Regions from separate parts of the Mus musculus genome. Here region 1 is linked to region 2. Evidence: chromatin loops called from intact Hi-C (ENCODE). Cell type or tissue: left cerebral cortex. All regions are shown on one strand. Links, peaks and the distances in the headings refer to the core of each region. The heading gives the core; the rest is flanking DNA. Region 1 holds the start of Uvrag (UV radiation resistance associated gene). Region 2 holds the start of Map6 (microtubule-associated protein 6).

Region 1 (9,242 bases), core at 1,243-9,242, 130 kb after region 2:
AAAGTAAAAGGCTAGATGGCAGAAGTGACGACCCAAGGAAGATGAAAAGATCCTGTGTTCTCTCTCTAGGTCCATTTTTCTTTCTTACATCTGTATGTATGTATGTATGTATGTATGTATGTATATGTATGTTTATGTGTAGGGGCTCCTCCATGCTACAGGTGTATACCTGCAAGTCAAGGGACAACTTATGAAAGTAAGTTCTCTTTCTCTCTTTCTTTCTCTCTCTCTCTCTCTCTCTCCCTCTCCCTCTCTCTCTCTCTCTCACTCCTTCCCTCTCTCTCTCTCTCTCCCTCCCTCCCTCTCTCTCTCTCTGCCTTAGGGGTTCCAGGGATAGAACTCAGCCCCTCAGGCTTGGCGGCAAGCACCTTTACCCTCAGAGGCATCTCACTGGCCCATAGTTTCATTTCCCTTGCGTTGTAGGCCAAAATGATGGCCTGGATATTCAAATAATTTGAACCTGTGATTATAACCATATTTGGAAAAAAGGGGTATTTACATAGATATTTTTTTCTTCTCCTCTCCCCTCCCTTTTCCTTCATTCTCTCTTTTGTTTTTTTGAGATAGGGTCTTATATTGTAGCCCGTGCTGACCTGGAACTCACTGTGTAGTCCATTACATTCATGACAACTGTCTGCATGTTGCTATGACAGGCATAAGCTACCCTGCCTGGCTCTGTAGATGTCACTTAACAAAGGATCCCAAGATGAAGTATGAACGGGGCGTCTAAAACCAATATCAAATGTCCCCGGAGGAGAAAGAAGACACAGGAAGAGGGAGAATGTCAAGAGGAGTCAAAGACTGCAATTATGCAGCCAAGGATCTGAGAGATACCAGAGGCTGGAAGAACAAGGAGGGCTGACACCCTGAACTGTGGGAGAATACATTTCTGCTGTTTTCAGCTACCAAGTCTGTGGTAATTTGATAGGGCAGCCTTGGCAAACAAGCACAGTTTAGAGACAGAAATGTTTTCTGTGAAATTCCACTGGATCTTGGCATTGTATGGCTTGAACTAGGCATGATTTGGAATTTCCCAACTGCTCACTTCTCAACAGATACCTGACACTGAGGCTCCAGCCATGAGGAACTGCTCTGTGTTTCAAAATAAGAGACTGTGACGTCAAAGCAATTCATTCCTAAGGTCAGATGCAACTCATTTCCCCTGAAAGTTAATATGCTTACCATTTATTTTAAGATGGGGGCAGGGCTATGGGTATAGCTCGGTAAAGTGCATTCTGTCCAACTACCCGGATCTGAATAACAGCCCCAGTATCCTGATGAGAAAGCTGGGCATGGCAGTGCAGACCTCTAACCCCAGAGCTAGGGAGGCAGAGGCAGGAGGATCCATAGGGCTCACTGGCCAGCCATCCTGCTCTACTTTGTAAATTCCAGGCTAACAAGGGACCTCCATCTTTAAACAAAACAAAACAAAACAAAAAACAACAACAAAAAAAACCCCAAGATGGACGGTTCCTGAGGAACGATACTTGAGGCTGACTTCTGATCTCTGCACACACACACATACCTGCATGCATACCTGTGTACACAAATGTGTCCACACACACAAACATGTGCACATACTTTGTTTGTTTGTTTGTTGAGACAGGGTTTCTCTTTGTAATCCTGGCTGTCCTGGAATTCACTCTGCAGACCAGTCTGGCGTTGAACACAGAGATCTACCTGCCTCTGCCTCCAAGTGCTGGGATTAAAGGCATGTGCCATCATGCCCAGATACACATAATTCTTAAATAGTGCTAGGGATTGAACCCAAGGCCTTGTGAATATTCGGCATCTACTCAACCATTGAGCTATATATACATCTTCCCACTCAGTAAAAGATTTTAAATCCATCTATTATATGTTGGAGTCTTCATGGGCACAGATACTGGCCCACCTACCACCCCCCTCAGTGACACCAGTACTATTCAGCGCATGGACAGACAGTGGGGAGCTGACCTGCTCAGTGACAAAGCTAGAAGGTGGCAGTCAGAATCCCAAACTGCCTGCTTCCTGTTGTGTCTGCCTCTCTGAACACTGTGTTCTTTCAGCTATAACAGTCCAGGTGGTGGAGAAATTCACACTCTATGGGGACGGGGGAATCAATATTCTGCAAAATGACTCAGTGCTACTTATAGAAGCAATGGCTGTAGCTGCTATTATGGTCAAAGAAGTCTTCAGGGAAGGGAGGGCATTTGAGCTGTACCTTCATATTCATTTCTCTATTATCTGCAAGCAATGCGGATCCAGGGACGAATCAGACAAGGTCTTTTGGTTGAGGAATTCACATATGAGTGTTTGAATTCGGGGAGGCTGTGTGTGTTAAATGACTATTAAAAGACAAAGTGGAGGCTGCTGTGGTGGCACACTCCTGTAGTCCCAGCACCTGGGGAGCTGAGGTAGATTGAGCTACATGGTGAGTGGCAGGTCAGCCAAATCTCGCCCCTCCCCCCGCCCCGCCCCCGCGCAAAGCAAGTAAACAAACAAAGACAACACAATAGAATAAGCAGGTCTGTGGTAAAGGCAAGTTTCCTAATTCGGAGTTTCAGAGAAGTCTTTTGGAAGGACTCCTGCCCCAGCTGAAATACGATGGCTAAGCAAGCGTTAGTCACAAGCAGTAAAGGCTTTCTAGGCAGAGCATAAGCATCCCACCAGCAGAGGTGAGACAGTCTCTTGGCTGGCTGGCACACTTTGTGGCTAAGCTTACTAGTTATAGAAGCTAGAAGGGGCGTGGACTTGCAGGTCTGAGTGGATCACTGAAGAGCTGGTGGACTGCCCGATGGATCTTTGGTCTCAGTGATCGCGGCTCGGTGGCGGCTCCCCCTCTCAGTCATAAAGCGTGGCTTTTTTTTTTTTTTTTTGTACGTGGATGAGAACACTTCGGGAAGTCAGACCATCCATCCATCCCGACTCAGCTGGTGCCAAGCGGGTCCCCGCCCTCCACTGGAGGCTCTGTTACCATAGCAACTAGGTTAGGGCGGAAGTGGCTTAGAGGACTGACTCTCACTAATCAGGTGACTCTCCAGACTTCTGCACGTGACACGACATACCAGGCGCGCGCTCTACCTAATCAAGAAGCCGTCCCTGTTTCACTGACAACTGACAGCGCTCTAGAGCAATAGCCCACGAGGCTTCCCTAGGAGACCACACCCCTCAATAGGGAAAGGGCCAATTAGGCTGAGGCAAAGAGAAGTTACGCCCCAGGTTTAGCCCGGGTTTGACAGACGCAATTGAGGCCATCCTAGAGTCCCTCCGCCCCTAGCCATTGCGGCCGACGACGGACGGGCCCACTGGCCAATAGCACGTCCCTTGGCCGCCACCGGGTCCCGCCCTCTCAGAAACGGAACCAATGAGCACGCCAGCTCTGGGCCGGGTGGAGGGGTTGCACTGCGGTAATATGGCTCTTCCTTAGCCAGCGGCGGTGGCCAGCGCGGGCGCAGAGCTGCTGGGGCTCTCGGTGCCCGGTTTCTAGGCTGTAGGGGCTCTGCGAATCACAGCTCGGGAGGCAGCGGCCGATGCGGGAGGACTGCCCACCTGGCCGCTCGGCGGCTCAGGGGTCCAGATGAGCTCCTGCGCCTCGCTCGGGGGCCCGGTGCCCCTGCCACCCCCGGGCCCGTCCGCCGCGCTGACGTCCGGTGCCCCCGCGCGGGCCCTGCATGTGGAGCTGCCGTCTCAGCAGGTGAGCCGGCCGCGAGCCGGGGGGCGGAGAAGGTTGGCGGGGCTCGCAGGGCTGAGGAGGGCTGACAGGAGGAGGAGCCCCCTCCCCGGCCGTTCCCGCGCTCAGACCCCCGCATCCCTCCAAGAAGGCGCCGGGGAGCCCTGCCCCGCTGGCCGCCGCCGCGCTTTCCCTTTCGCTCCCCGATCGAGGAGTCGGTTTTCTGCACTTATTCTTAGCGTTTCGGGTGCTTCCTTCCGCTCCTCCTGAGGAAGGTATTTGGGACGTTGGGGTTTCCTTTCCAATCTCAGATCCTCATGGCACACTCCACTCCCTCGGGTGAGTGTCTGGAAGGAGGATTTGAAGTAAATATTCATAGCTTGTATCTCACGTGTGTGTGTGTGTGTGTGTGTGTGTGTGTGTGTGTGTGTGTGTGTGTAATAAGGACAAGAGAACACTGACTTTGGGAATCTGACAAAATTCTTGGCAACACCCGCCTATCAGTACATCTTCCACTGGCCTCCCTCAGTCCCTCGGGGAGACTCTGCAGGAACCTTAGCATTGAAGAGGACCTGGAGAAACTGTCAGTCATGGAGAGGTTACCGAGCTGGGTCTGTGCAAAGTGAGCATTGAATCGTCACAACTCCATGAGATAGCTGGTTTTATTGTCCCGGTTTCTCAGTTCTAGGAACAAGCTTGCTCACTGCCTCTCTGTTAGTGTTTCTGGTGGGGATGGATTTCCAAATACAGAGTCTGACTCCAGCTTGTGCTCAGCAGCAATAGTTTGCTTTAGACTTGAGAGCAGCTGCTCCACCACGGTCCACAGGACGAGCTCCCTCAGACCCTTTCTGTAACTTTCCATCCTTGCAAGAGACAGGAAGGAGCCACTTAGGAGCGCAGAGGCTATGGGAGAGAGGGCCAGGCATAGAGTGCATCGGAATGTAAAGGAAAGAGCAATGTTGCACCCCACCCCCCCAACCCGGTGCCGGATGAGGTGCCGGATGAGTAGGGAAGCAACGTTAACTGCAGAAGCAAGGCTCTGTAGTAGGAGAGAATTTAGCAAATCAGAAGGCATGTGCCCAGGTTTTGTAGTGCCATTGGAGAGGGAGTTTGGAGAATATTAGGAGTTGGAAAGGAATGAGGCTTGTATTGCGTTTCCAGGTCGTGGGAGAGGATGAGAGGGTGGCTGGGAGAGTAGTCTGTGGATTGGGCATTAATGTGAATTTTTGCCTGTGTGGGAGGTGGAGTGTGAGGGCCTGCTGGGAGAAGCAATAGTGAGCACTGTTAGGAGCCGCCTGGAGAAATTGGGCATCTAGATGGGCATAGTTTAGGGAAGCTGTGAGAGCATGGCGGGTTGGAGAAGAGAACAAGGCATGTTTTCCTGACTAGAGCCTGTTCTAGCAATAACGGTTCAAAACTAGAAGAACTAATCCAAGCCAACTGCCGGTTCAACACAGTTCAACTCCATTTGTTAGTGTTGGTCGAGTTTCTAGATTGGCATATAGTGTCCTAAGTGTCAGCTGGGTGCTGCGTGAGGATTTGGCATGCCACTTAAAGTTTTTTCTGGGCGTGTCGTCCTTGGACTGTGAGGCAGCCTATGTAAAAACACATTCCTTCTGTGGTTGATATTAATTCTGCTTTCTAGACCAAATGCACAAGTTTGGGGAAACAAATATTTTTAAAATAGGCGTTTTGTTGATTAACGTATTAACTTACTCTATAATACAAGTTCCAATAGTATTGGCCTCCTTCTACCTTATCTGCTTCTGGAAAAGATTTGGGTTTGCCCAAGAAAGCCCACAAAATTATGTATAAGGTGTATGGTTTGTCTTTTTAAAATTTAATTTATTATTATTATTATTATTATTATTTAATCAGGGTCTCATTATAAGGCCCTTGGGTATCTTGGAACTCACTATATAGACTAGGCTGGCCTTGAACTCATAAACGCTTGCCTATGCCTCCTAAGCTTCTGGGAGTTGTGGTTGGGACTACTGGCATGTGCCTCTGGTTTGCCTTATTTTAATTTATGTACCTAATCCGGAACCTTTTTTTTTTTCCGTGGTTGATGAATAGCTATGGTCTACCCACTCCTCCAGGTTGGTCTCTAACTCAAAGAGGTCTGCTTGCCTCTGCTGGTAGAATTAAAGGTGTGTACCACTACACATAGTGCATACACATTTTGTTATTTTAATGTGCATTTCTTTAACTGATGTATATATATATCCCCACTACCGGAGATAGGATTTCTCTGTGTAGTCTTGGCTATCCTGGAACTCACTCTGTATACCAAGCTGGTCTCAAACTCACAGAGATCCCCCTGCCTCTGCTTCTCAAGTGTTGTAATTAAAGGTGTGCATCATCACTACCTGGCTAATATTTTAAAAGCTCCATTTATTGCCTATTGGACAGCATATCAAGCACATGGTCTCAGTTTTCCTGCCCAGCCTTATGAATTTTAATATCATTGCATATGTTTAATTGCTTCTTTAACTTCTTCTGTGAAGTGATTTTTGTGTTTTTAGAATTCACTTTTCTAATTGTTGTGCTCGATTTTTATAGTCTTGAAGAATCTTTTTTTTATTGTCTTTTTTTGTTATTTGTATTTGAGAGAAGTAGGTTGGAAGCAATAGCCGTTGTTATTATTATTATTATCTTTATCTTTGTGTGTATGTGCTCCCGTTTCTGTGTGTTTAGGGAGCAGAACACTAGGAGGTCACAGGACGGCCTCAGGTGTTGGCTTCCACCTTGTTTGAGAAGGCGAATGTTGTTTTCTCTGTGGCATATGCCAAGCTTGCTGGCCTGTAAGCTTCAAGGAGTCTCCTGTCTCCATTTCTATAGTAGTTTCTGGATTACAGGCACATGGGTTATCTAGCCTGGCTTTATGTGACTTCTAGGGATTTGAACTCAAGTCTTCTCAACATTCAGGGCAATGCTAGCCCACTGAGCCATCTCTCCTGGTCCCTACCGCCGCCGCCGCTGCCACCACCACCACCACCATCAATGTAATCATGGGATTGAACCCAGGACTTTGCATAAGCTAGGGAAGTCCTCTGTTTTCTTTTACTGAGTTATTGCTTCAACCTGTTACCTTTTTTTTTTTTTTTGACAGGGCCTCATTACATAACCCTGATTGGCCTTTAACTCACAGAGGCCTTACCTGTTTCTGTTTGGTGCTGGGATTAAAGTTGTGTACTACACACCCAACCCTTTTCTCAGGTTTTGTTTGTTTGTTTGTTTTGTTTTGTTATTTATTTATTTATTTTTTCCAGAGACAGGGTTTCTCTATATAGTCCTGGCTGTCCTGGAACTCACTTTGTAGACCAGGCTGGCCTCGAACTCAGAAATCTGCCTGCCTCTGCCTCCCAAGTGCTGGGATCAAAGGCGTGCGCCACCATGTCTGGCTATTTTGTTTGTTTGGAGACAAGGAGTCATTAAATTGCTCAGGCTGGCCTTGAGCTTGATCTGTAGCCCAGTCAGGCCTTGAATTAAAAAAATATATATATACTATCGATTTATTTATTTTATTTTATACTTATGAGTATTTTGCCTGAATGTATAGACATGCATCAGATGTGTGTCTGGTGTTTGCAAAGTACAGAAGAGGGTGTCAGATGCCCTGGAACTGGAGTTACAGTGGGTTGTGAGCTGCCACGCAGGTGCCAAGAATTGAACCTGGGTCTTCTGTAAGAACAGTAAGTGCTCTTAACCTCTGAGCTGTCCATCCAGCCTTCCATCTTAGTTTTTTTTTTTTTCAAGTGTGGAGCTCAGTGCCATCAAGAACATCTTGGAAATGCTTGACACTTTATCATCAGCCTTGAAGACCCGGCACACATAATAAACAGCTCCCCTTTCTTTCCCCTCCCCCCAGCCCGCTCGGCAAAGCTCCCTGTACTTTCTGCTTCTGTCGGTTTGACCTCCTGGGCTCTTCAGGCCTGGGGATTCTTACCCTGTTTGTGCTTTTATGCCTGCGTGATTTCCCTCAGCATAGTGATTTCAGGGTCATCATCATTGTTGTCGCTGTTGTGGTGGGAGCTCCTGTCAGAGCCCCTCCTGTGCAGATTACCCACTGTGTGCGGAGTCCCGAGTTTGAAATGCTCATCTATCTAGTTAAAGACTCTTGCTTTTTCATCCCTTATTTTCTGTGCATAAATCCCAGGTGGCATTTAGTTGGCCCGCCTCCTTTGACAATTTCTTACACTTTCTTTCTTTCTTTGATCCTCTTGGTTGTTTTGAGTACTGTTTTGTATGACGTTTTGTGTGATGTTTTGTGTGACTTTTGTGTGATGATCCTGTCCTGGCAATAGCATGGATTGTTTTTCATGGTTATGCTGGAGTTGTGGGCTTTTAAGAGCAAGACTCAAGAGTGAAGTGCCATTTTTATCATAGCAGATGTATATATACACTGTTACACTACTTGTCTCCATGGATTTGAACTTTGGTCCTCACCAGCTGAGGTGTTAACCTCCTTGCCCCACTTCCCCCAACATTGCACTTCTAATACCAAGTGTGGGAATTTCACCAGAACCATGTAGTCCTCCACCAGGTACCAGTTGCATGGCCCATAATTAAACTTGAGACTAGCTACTTAGAGTTAGTATCTAGTCCACAGGTTAAAGGCCTAGCCCCGCCCCCTTGCCATTCTGATGCCAATCTCAAACCTGGGCTTTCCAGAACTTCTGGCCAATTGGCTGTAAATGCAGGGTATTTCCAATCCTCTAGGTTTTGATCATCTGCTAGAGTGGCTCACAAGGCCAGGAAAACCTTTCAGTTTATTGATTTATTGTAAAGGAGATGGGGAGCAGCCAGACAGAAGAGACTGGTTAGGAGACAGGGTGGATGGAAGCTTCCGTGTCCTCAGGCTGTCTGCCCTCAGTTCCTGAGATCGTTGTGTAGACATCATCAGTGGTTTGTTCAGTCATCAGCGTGACTCTCGAGGGGAGTGGGGCTGATAGTCCAGCCATGCAGGACTAGACAAACTAGAAAGTGCTCCCAGGAAATGATTTGGGTCAGGAACCATGGTCAAACGCCTAAACCGGAAAAGATTTCCCTTTGCGCTCCTTGTTGGGGAAATTAGAAGGTAAAATGCTGTGCCAGGGACTGAAGACCAAGATGAGCGTTTCTTACACATCACCATAGGTAGTGAGCAGGCGGGGCTCACCAGGGCACCCTGCTGGAAACCTGCTTGTGCCACCCCACTCCTCTCCACTTCGCTCCTTGGGACCTTCTGTCTCTCTCTGTGAAGGCCACACTTAAGGAGTGGGTATTTTTGCTTCCTTGCCCTTGAGGACAGATATCTACATAAATTATTTGCAGTGCTTCAGTGGACATTCCTATCCTTTTACAGATGAGGAACCTAGTGTCTCGCTAACTTCTCAAAAGTCACAGGAAGTATCCACCTAGGGACTGTTGTTCTTGGCCCCCAATTCCCATTTACTGTAGCCACCCACTCCAACAGCATCTGCCCCTAGCAACCTGTTGCTCACGAAGTGGTAACTCAGTATTTAGTCACTTATGTGACTTCCTTCAAATAATTTACTAGCTTACAGAGAGGTGATTGGATAGTGTCTTACTTAGATACTTAGGTATC
Region 2 (9,324 bases), core at 366-8,365:
GAAAAAAACAATGTTCCAAATAGGTCTATACATCCCAGACATTTTTTTATCTATACTATGTTATGTTAATTTATAGAACATATTACTTCTTTACAGATACTTCCACCCAAAGTCCATTTCCCTGGAATTGATTAGTGTTTCTTATGGAACAACAGCAACAAAGTAAGTTTTGCAACAAATTTGTCATAAATTCAAATTGTTCATTAAAGAAATGTCTGTTTTTTAGAAAGACACATGTTCTTAATATTTCAAAATACAACAAAAGGGCATGGATGGTCACAAAGTCAAATATATGTACTTTACAGAAAATGTGATTTAAAAAGAATCGAGGTGTTCAAAGATTGTTCATAATAAGTTGATAGAATTCTGACAGCAGATAAAAGCGATCTTCAAGAGACTCGTGTCCCCTACACGAGTCTAAGCAGCCAGTATTTGTGTAATTGGAAAGTGGACAAGGGCATGCATGCCTACCACAGGTAAGGCTTTGTTGCAGGGTAGAGTGCTATTTGGAACAAAGGCACAGACCAACATTTGAAGTGAGTCGTCGCATCTGAGGGGCGGGCTCATTCTCGAGCTGTCTGACCCAGCTTCCACAAATAGAACAACTCCAGCCAGCTCAGAAACATAAACTGAGCAGGATCACCCAAGGCGGTGTGGGAGCCTTGGCTCTCTGAATCCAACTGGCTTGATCTCTATGAAGGTGAGAAGGGGCAGATCCTGCTGGGTGGATCCACTCGCCAGATTCCACCCGTAAGGTTCCACCCACCAGGGCGTGGCAGAGTGGAAGATGAAAGGGGAAGCAGGAATCCAATGCCAGGGTACCCACAGACCAACCTTTCAGATAAATGAACTAGGATTTGTGAACACAAGTACCAGGGCAGAATCAGAAACTCACATTCATCTTGGCTTGTGGGTGTTTGTTTCTGTCTCTCTTTTGATCCTCCAGTGCTAGTATAAACATTATTATGAGAACCCCACTTCCCTGTGGCTGTCCAAGGAAAAGGAGCTTCGTCCTTGTTTGACCCAGACCTTGGAAAGGAAGTAATATACTAATGCTGGAAGGTCAGTCTGGTTGTGATATCAGTTAACCCAGAGAGAGGTACCTAGTGGGAACCAGAATGCAGGAAGCCATGGAATTCTGAGGCAGGGCTCTGACTTTTGCCTTAACAATAGAGTCTCTATTTATGCCAGTCTTCTGGCTGCATGAGAGGAGTGCCTGCAGAGCCTACTGAAGCGCCCACACACAGGGTTAGCAGAAGACACTAACTCTGTAGCCCTTCCTTCCACACTTAGGAAAAGGGCACCTAACTGACTGTGGAGCTGAATGAAGACCTCAGAAGTCACAGCTGCACAAGGCCAGCTCCATCATTATCACACACATCTGCTTCCTCAGTACCCAAGCCCGGTGCTGCTACATGTTCAAGTCAACTAGGATCTATCAGCTAGCTGATGTTGGTAGAAACATAAAGGAAGGCCCAAAAGCTAAACATTCAGAGATGTGCACTGGATGGATGTGAGGTGAGAAAGCAGGCCAAGGCTGCATGCAGCACAGGGAGAATTGTATAAACAGGGTGTGCGTGGAGGAAGATGGGGGATGTTTCTAAGTTTGAAAGCGTTCATTTTCAAGGAACGTGAATGTGCCAGAGGATAAGGGACACATTAATGTCTGACCTTTGAGAAGCTCCACCCAGCAGCTGACTCAGACAGATACAGACACCCATGGCCAAACAGTGGATGGAGCTTGGGGAGTCTTGTGGAAGTATAGGGAGAAGGATTGTAGGCCCCTAAGGAGATAGGAACTCCACAGGAAGATCAACAGAGTCAACTAACCTGGACCCTTAGGGGTTCTCAGAGACTGAACCACAAACCAAAGAGCATACATGGGCTGGACCTAGACCTCTCTGCACATATACAGCAGATGTGCAGCTTGGTCTTCATGTGGGTCCCAAACAACTGGAATGGGGGCTACCCCAAAAAGCTGTTGGCTGTTCGTGGAATATGTTCTTCTAGCTGGGTTGACTTGTTTGGCCTGAGTGGGAGAGGATTAGACTAGCCCTGCAGAAACTTGATGTACCAGGGTAGGGAGATACTCAGGGGGAGACCCCACCCACTTAGAGAAGAAGTGGGGCATGGGGAGAAGGACTGTAGGGGGCAGTGAGCAGGATGTAAAGGGAATAAGTAAATTAATTAATTAACTAATTAATTAAAAGAAAAAATAGAAACATCTGAACACAAAGGAAGAAAGGAGCTGCCTCAACAGGGAAGAGGGCTAGGGACATCCAGGAAGCAGAATCAAGAATAAGGGGGCATCACATAGGAGAGTATAAATGGAAACAAGACCTCTCACTACATCTCAGGCATGGCCAGTCATCCCGAGTCATCTCTTTCCATCTTTCCATCAGCTAGAGCCATGTTTGGCATTTAGTCTATCCTCAAAACTGTACAGAATATCTCAGCTTAAATCAGTCCTGTGTGGATAGTTCTAAGTTGACTATTATTGATCCCAGTTACAGATAAGAATGTGAAGGCCCAGGAAGGTTAAAAAGCTCGCCCAATGTGTCAAAGCTACTGAAGAGGCAGGAGGGGAATGACTTCAAAGTACTAGAGCCAGTTATTAAGGAGCATGTAGAGAAATCTGGAAAAGGGTGTGGCGCTTGAGTGTCAGCCAGGAACTGGGGGAGGAATCGAATAGGAAGAGACCAGGACAATGTAAGAGACTGGGGAGGAGAAAGGGTCTCACGGGGAAGTAAGTGAGAAGTGAATGAGTGGAGGCGACTAGGGGACGGGAGCCAGGCTGGGACAGCAGGCGAACTGATGAGACAGGGGGAAACTGACAGGGTCTCTGTGGGGCAGATAGGGAGCTGAGCTAGGCAGCCAAGAGGAAAATGTGGCTTAGGGGTGGCACAAAAAACAAGCTGGGAAAACCAGTGTGGAAACTGTTAAGGGCTTTCCGACAGGGTGGGGCAGTAAAGTCTGGGTTGAAAGGGTTCTGGAATGTGGCTGAAGAGGGTGTGGTCTGGCCCTGGAGAAGAAGCTGAATGCGAAGCTTTCGGTGTGGGGGTAGAATGGGTGGTCCTCGCGAGGGGATGAGGGTGACCAGCATCACCTGCTGCCCCAGTCTCACCTGTAAGAGCTGCTTACTGTACTCGCCACCTCCTCCCGGATTTGCCTGTTGAGGGCATCTGCCACCGCGCGCCCCTTGCCTCCTTCAGGCCCTGTGCCTTGGGCATGGGCAGCGGGTGTCTGTTCGTGCCCCTCCGAGCGACGCACCATCCAGGCCGGCCCCGCCTTCCTCCTCGTGTCGCGCTCGTCTGCACCAGATGCCTTTCCAGCTGCGGGGCCGCCCTCCTGGGTCTGAGACTGGGCGGGTGGCAGCGGCGTCTCCTCGTGCCCTTCCGTGCGAGTCACCATCCACGCGGGTCCAGCCTTCCTGCGTGTGTCACGCTGATCTGCACCGGACGCCTTTCCAGCTGCAGGACCACCCTCCTGGGTCTGGGATTGGGCTGGGGGCAGAGGCTTCTCTTCGTGCCCTTCGCTGCGAGTCACCATCCATGCTGGCCCTGCCTTCCTGCGTGTGTCACGCTGATCTGCACCGGACGCCTTTCCAGCTGCAGGACCACCCTCCTGGGTCTGGGATTGGGCTGGGGGCAGAGGCTTCTCTTCGTGCCCTTCGTTGCGAGTCACCATCCATGCTGGCCCTGCCTTCCTACGTGTGTCGCGCTGGTCTACACCGGACGCCTTTCCTGCCGCCAGCACCCCGGCTCCTCCAGCACCCTCCGGGTCCCGGGCATCAGCAGAAAGTTGCATGGGCCCGCGCTCTTGGCTCTGAGGCCGACGCTTGGGCACCCCGAGAACAGGTTGGGAAGGCTGCGAAGTCGCAGGGATTTGCACCGGCTTGGGGATCCAGGGATGGTCCCCGCGCCGGGGCAGCGGCCAGGCGCGGAAGTCCTTCTGGTACTGGGTCTCGCGCTCGAAGGGCGCGTCGGACGGCTGGTACTCGCTGCGCGGCCGGCAGCTTGGCTCGGGCCGCTGCACTTTCCAGGCGCGGTAGTCCTGTCGCATCACCGAGTCCGCGGGGCCTGAGCCGGAAGTGGAGGCTGAGGCCGCGCCCAAGCCCAGCCCGCTCCGGCCGGGGGCGGCTACAGTCTCGCGGTCGACGCTGGGCCCGGGCGCAGGCCCTGTTGCCCGGGCAACTGCATCCGACTCTCCCTGGGCTGGCTGCGTCTCTATGGCGACAGCACGCGAGGGGGGCGCTAACGCGGGCTGCAGCGGAGCTGGCGGCTGCGGAGGGGCGCCTGGGTGTTCGGTGGCCTCCGAGTACTTGGTGAAAACCAGCGGCACCGCAATGTCCGCCTTGTCCAGCTGGTTCCAGAAGCGGGCGATGCAGCAGGCCCTTGTGATGCACGGCCACGCCATGTTAGCCACAAAGCCTTTTTGTGGTCCTAAATCAAATCTCCAATCTCCCTTTAACCCCAACCCAGACCCGCCAATGTGGTTCCCACCGCTTCCTTCCCTTAGAAGCCCTTTGCCTCGTCCTCCACCCTCAAAGAGCACCCGGGGACAAGGTACCGCTGAGATAAAGTCCGTAAAGTCCCTCGATTGCCGGCTGCAAACGCCTGCTGCAGAGGAGCTGCTGTGGGCAGTGAAGAATAGGAGCGAGGCTCAGCGTCCCAGAGTCCAGGCCTAGGGCGTCTGGGCGCGCCCTCTCTGCGACTGCGGTGTCTAGCAGACCCCGGCAGAGCAAGGAGATGCTTGGCAAAGAGGCTGTGGGCTTAAGCCATGGCGCAGGGAAGGATCCGCAAGCAGGCTTTTATCTCCTTTCCGTCTGGTTCAGCCGGCCGCCTAGCGAGGCTTGGCAGCGGTCACCTCCAACCCAGACAGAGCAGAGAGCAAAACGGCCTCTATCTATACCCCCGGTGATGCCGCAGCCGCTGCCGCTGTCGTCTTCTGCTGCAGAGAGGCGGCCCCACCCTTTTTTGCGGCTCAGCAAGGGAGGTGGGGTGATCAAGAAAAGATGCTGAGAGTATGCGCGCTGCAGAAAAAAAAAAAAAAATCACCTGCTGTCGTCAGGGCGCGCAGCTGAGAGGTTGCCCTCTCCCTGTCCCCTCCTCCCTTCTCTCTGGCAGCTCCTCCCTTCTCTGTTCCCAGGCAACAGCAGAACTGGGTCCTTGATAGGTTCAAGTCCCAAGCTCCTGAGGACTTGCTGTCCTTGAGTTGCCAGCTTCATGTCCTAGAACCGAGTCTCCTCTCTTTCGTAAAATCGCCCCAACCAATGAATACTAATTTTTTAAGTGTAAGACCGCCCCGCCTCCATGAAATGTCTGTTTCAGACTAGATGCTTTGGCTTCTTTTAAAAATCTTTTTTACTTTTTTTTTTTTTTTTTTGGTTTTTGGCTTTTGTTTTTTCGAGACAGGGTTTCTCTCTGTAGTCTTGGCTGTCCTGGAACTCAGTCTGTAGACCAGGCTGGCCTTGAACTCAGAAAAGCCGCCTGCCTTTGCCTCCCAAGTGCTGGGATTAAAGGCGTGCGCCACCTTTTAATTATGTGCTTTTGTCTGTGTGTGGGTATATGCACATGGGCTCTGGTGCCTGCTGAGGCCAGAGGGTCAGAAGTAGATTTCCCTGGTGCTGTGCAGGCGACTATGAGCTCCCACCCCACCCCCATGTGAATGCTGGGACCCGGACTTGGGTCCTCTGGAACACCAATACAAGTTTTTAACCACTCAGCCCCTGAATAGATACTTTAAAAGGGAGAGCTGCAGTTAATTGGTCAGCTATCAGGCTGTACTTATGCTCCGTGTTGCTGGTTCTTGACCTAAGCCTATGTGTACAGGGCTTCCCCAGTTGTATGAGATTGGGAGAGGCCGGCCTGGGAGAGGCCGGCCTAGCCATACTCTGGCTGTTCCTTCTTTAAGCAACTGGGAAGCAGTGAGTCTACTCTCCCAGGATAAAATTGGTTCTTCTCCAGCCCAGATGCTGCACTGGGGGAAAGGGAGAAAAAGGAAGATTCTGGAAAGAGACCCAAGGGAGGAGGTAAGCGGCTGGATGAGAGACAGTTCCCTAGGAAAAGGGAGACCTCTTTGAGGGGATTCTCGGTTGTGTTTCTGCCTTCTTTTCTACTTTGGGGTTGAACAGATTTTGGAATCTAATGGACCTGCTTTGGCTCTGATACTCTCTTTGTGACTTGGGTTGTCTCTGGGCTGCAGTCCCCTGGGTCGGGGCGGGGGGTGGGGGGGTGGGGGGGGAGGGGTAGTAGAGCTAATAAATGCCTCGGGGTGGTTTCATGAGGAAAGTTAAGCACCCAGAGCAGAAGCCTGGAGTCCATACTCAGGGATTTGGATCCTGGCTTCTGCACTTTTGGCTCTAAGGCATAGACAAATTGTGGCAACCTCTGACCCTTAACTTTGTCTCTGAGCAAGGGTATCTATTCTGAACTTACAAAGTTTTTCTGAAGACTGAAGTGACACAATTCACAAGAAATATTAGCTGCAGCTCCTGGCATATAGAAATGGCTTCTTCAGCAGAACCTGTTAATATTCAAAAGCTTATCCAAAAGTCTCACAGGCAGAGCCTCCCAGATAAGCCACTGAGAAGCCTGCTACTTGGAAATCTGCTACTTCACAAGGAAAAGAAAGAGTTCATTTTCTTAAAAGTCCCAAATATTTACTCTTAATTAATTTATTTGTGGCATATATGCACATGTGTACGTCTAAGGGAGGATGCTGGGTATTCTGCTCTACCATTCTCTGCCTTTTTCCCCATGAAACAAGGTTTCTCACTGAATCTGAAGCTAGGCTCACTGGCTAGCAAGCCCCTGCAGTTTTCCTGGCTCTGCCCCTCACAGTGCTGAGGTCCCAGGTGCTCACCTGACCACACCCTGATTTGTGCTTCACTGTGCAGGACTTGAACTCATGTGCTCACGCTTGCATAGCAAGGGAACTGCATTAGGAGGCCATAATTCTGTAAGGGAAGAGTACGTTATTGTAAGGTGAATATGTCTTCCTGGGGTGGATCCCTCCTCAGTCCCCTCACCTGTCTCACTGGATTAACCCTTAAGGAGGTGACAAGGTCATCTTGTCACCTGAGGTAGATTCCATCCTTTTTGATCCAGTCAGATAGTAAGCAGTGTTTCAGATTAGCTCTGACTTAGTAATAAGCCTCAAGGATCCATCATATCTTTTCATGGCTTGGTATCTCATTTCTCTTTTCTGTAATATTACTGTGTTCCATAGATTATTTATCCAGTCACCTGCTGAATGGCATGCTGGTTGCTTCAACTTGGGGGGAATTATAAACAAAGCTGCTAAAACAGTGTTCAGGTTTCTGTGCTGACATAAGCTTTGGGCTCTTTTGGGTAATTATCAAGGAGCAGGATTGTGATTATGTGGCCAAAAGAATAGCTAGTTTTGTAACAAAGCAAACTGTCTTCCACCATAATTGTACCAGTTTTGAGTACTCAGTAGTAACTGATGAGTTAGTTTTGTAACAAAACAAACTGTCTTCCACCATAGTTGTACCAGTTTTGAGTGCTCAGTAGTAACTAATGAGAACTCCTGTTTCTCTCCCCCTTGCCAGTGTTTGGTGCTGTGTCTGTTTGGGTTACATTTGTTGTTTAATTTGCAAGTCTTTAGCAACATAATACATTGAGCTTTTTTTTTTCTTATGCCAATTTGGCCAGATCCAACTTGTTGATGAGGGATCTGTTCAAGGGATTGTCCTCCTACCTCTACATACAAGCATGTGATGTTATGCCCAGCTACACTCATACACACTTAGATAGATAGATAGATAGATAGATAGATACATACATACATACATACATACATACATGATTGATAGATAGATAGATAGATGATAGGTAGGTAGGTAGGTAGATAGATAGATAGATAGATAGATAGATCAATAGATAGATAGATAGATAGAAAAATCTGATATTTAGTAGTGTTTATGTTAGGAGCAAGCCATGGTTTAATAGCCAGCAATGTACAGATATAATTCCACACACAACAGATTAATGTGGAAGATCATGAGTCATCTTAAAAGCGTGATCATATTGATACTTAGCAATCAATTCTTAAAATAGCCTGTAAGTTAGACCTTCCCTATTATATCAAAGGCACTCACTCTGCTTCCTGCTTTATCGTGAAATGCTGGGCTTTTTCCTTACGCATTAGGGGACCATGGGACAAAGTTACAGGCTTCAGTGTTGAAGCTACGTAGTCCTTGGAGGACTCATAGGACCTCTGCTGGGGCTGCCGTGAGATCAGAAGTAGGGACGAAAGAAAGCAAGATAATGGCATCTTTGAATTCTGGGATCAGAATAAAATAATGATAATATTTTAAGATCAAAAATATTTATTTGGAGTCCTAGAATTTCAAAGTAATAAAACAACAGAGTTCCAGAATCATAAAATAAATGAAAATTAGATCAAATATAAGAAGCTAAGAAGCTAGAAATCACAGACTCGCATACATATGTTCTCTCTCTCTCTCTCTCTCCCTCTCCCTCTCCTTCCCTCCCAACTGGCTGTTGCTAGAGACTATCATAGACTAAATGTATGTGTGCACCAAACATCTATGTTAAAACCCTAACCAAAGGGGCTATCTCTAGGGAAAACACAGATGAAGTCATGAGGATGCCACCCCACCCCACTTCAGACACATGCCCTTAAAGAAGAGGAAGAGGCCGGAGTCATATGTTTGCAGCATCTGCATAGCAGGAAATGGATCCTCACGGACACCACTTGCATCAGAGCTTTGATGTTGTACTTCCCACGCCCTGGAACTGTGGGTAAAGAGCACTTGTTGTTTCAGCTCGGTATCTATGGTGTCTGTCCCAGAACTAAAACAGGCTAAGATACACAGTAAACATGTCTTCTTTTTGTTGAACTAAAATTTTAAAATCTCCTTTACACAACATGAGGGCCTTGTGAAGACATTTTTAAAACAACTATAACGTCCTCAGATTTCAAGGTGCTCTGCTATTCATTATCCAGTCCAACTACTACACTAAGCAAGGTCACCTGACACTCTGCAACTCGTTTGTTTGTTACCCAAGGAATTGTCGCCCGATCATTTACCAACTGCTGGCGTCCCTTGCCCAGCACACTCGCTATGATGATGTTTGTCACATGATGATTTCTCAGAATCCTTTATTCTTTCTACACTTAGTAGCTGGCCTCTTTGTTATACACTGTCGGATTCATGAATATTTTTACTGTGGTATTAACCCATTTTTTTCACTTTTCATTTTGAGGCTTATGTTGTCCAGATTTTCTAAGTGGGAATCCTTGGTGATAGATCTGAGATGCCCTTAAATAAAATGG

The links. Peaks named below come from ENCODE experiments on the same cell type or tissue, not always from the same donor. Only the 100,000 strongest peaks of a DNase experiment are listed, where the experiment ranks them.
Region 1: a loop joins it to region 2, with 2.6 times the contacts of the local background. A loop is called at or near these places in 2 of 42 quality-filtered maps.

What each region holds. Positions count from the first base shown.
Region 1 is chr7:99,135,268-99,144,509 of GRCm38, reverse strand. It overlaps Uvrag (UV radiation resistance associated gene), which reads left to right and starts at 3,366. Exons shown (of 15, transcript NM_178635.3): 1 at 3,366-3,676. The coding sequence starts at 3,560. In left cerebral cortex, for the core only: no CTCF peak of the experiment used is centred there; DNase peaks (open chromatin) are centred at 3,159, 4,037, 4,358, 4,865 and 2 more places; H3K4me3 peaks cover 3,009 bases; H3K27ac peaks cover 2,545 bases.
Region 2 is chr7:99,263,114-99,272,437 of GRCm38, reverse strand. It overlaps Map6 (microtubule-associated protein 6), which reads right to left and starts at 4,991. Exons shown (of 3, transcript NM_001048167.1): 1 at 3,125-4,991. The coding sequence starts at 4,416. Gm26705 (predicted gene, 26705) reads left to right here and starts at 5,220. Exons shown (of 4, transcript NR_103487.1): 1 at 5,220-5,293; 2 at 5,967-6,031; 3 at 8,610-8,789. In left cerebral cortex, for the core only: no CTCF peak of the experiment used is centred there; DNase peaks (open chromatin) are centred at 688, 1,334, 4,200 and 5,044; H3K4me3 peaks cover 4,770 bases; H3K27ac peaks cover 3,469 bases.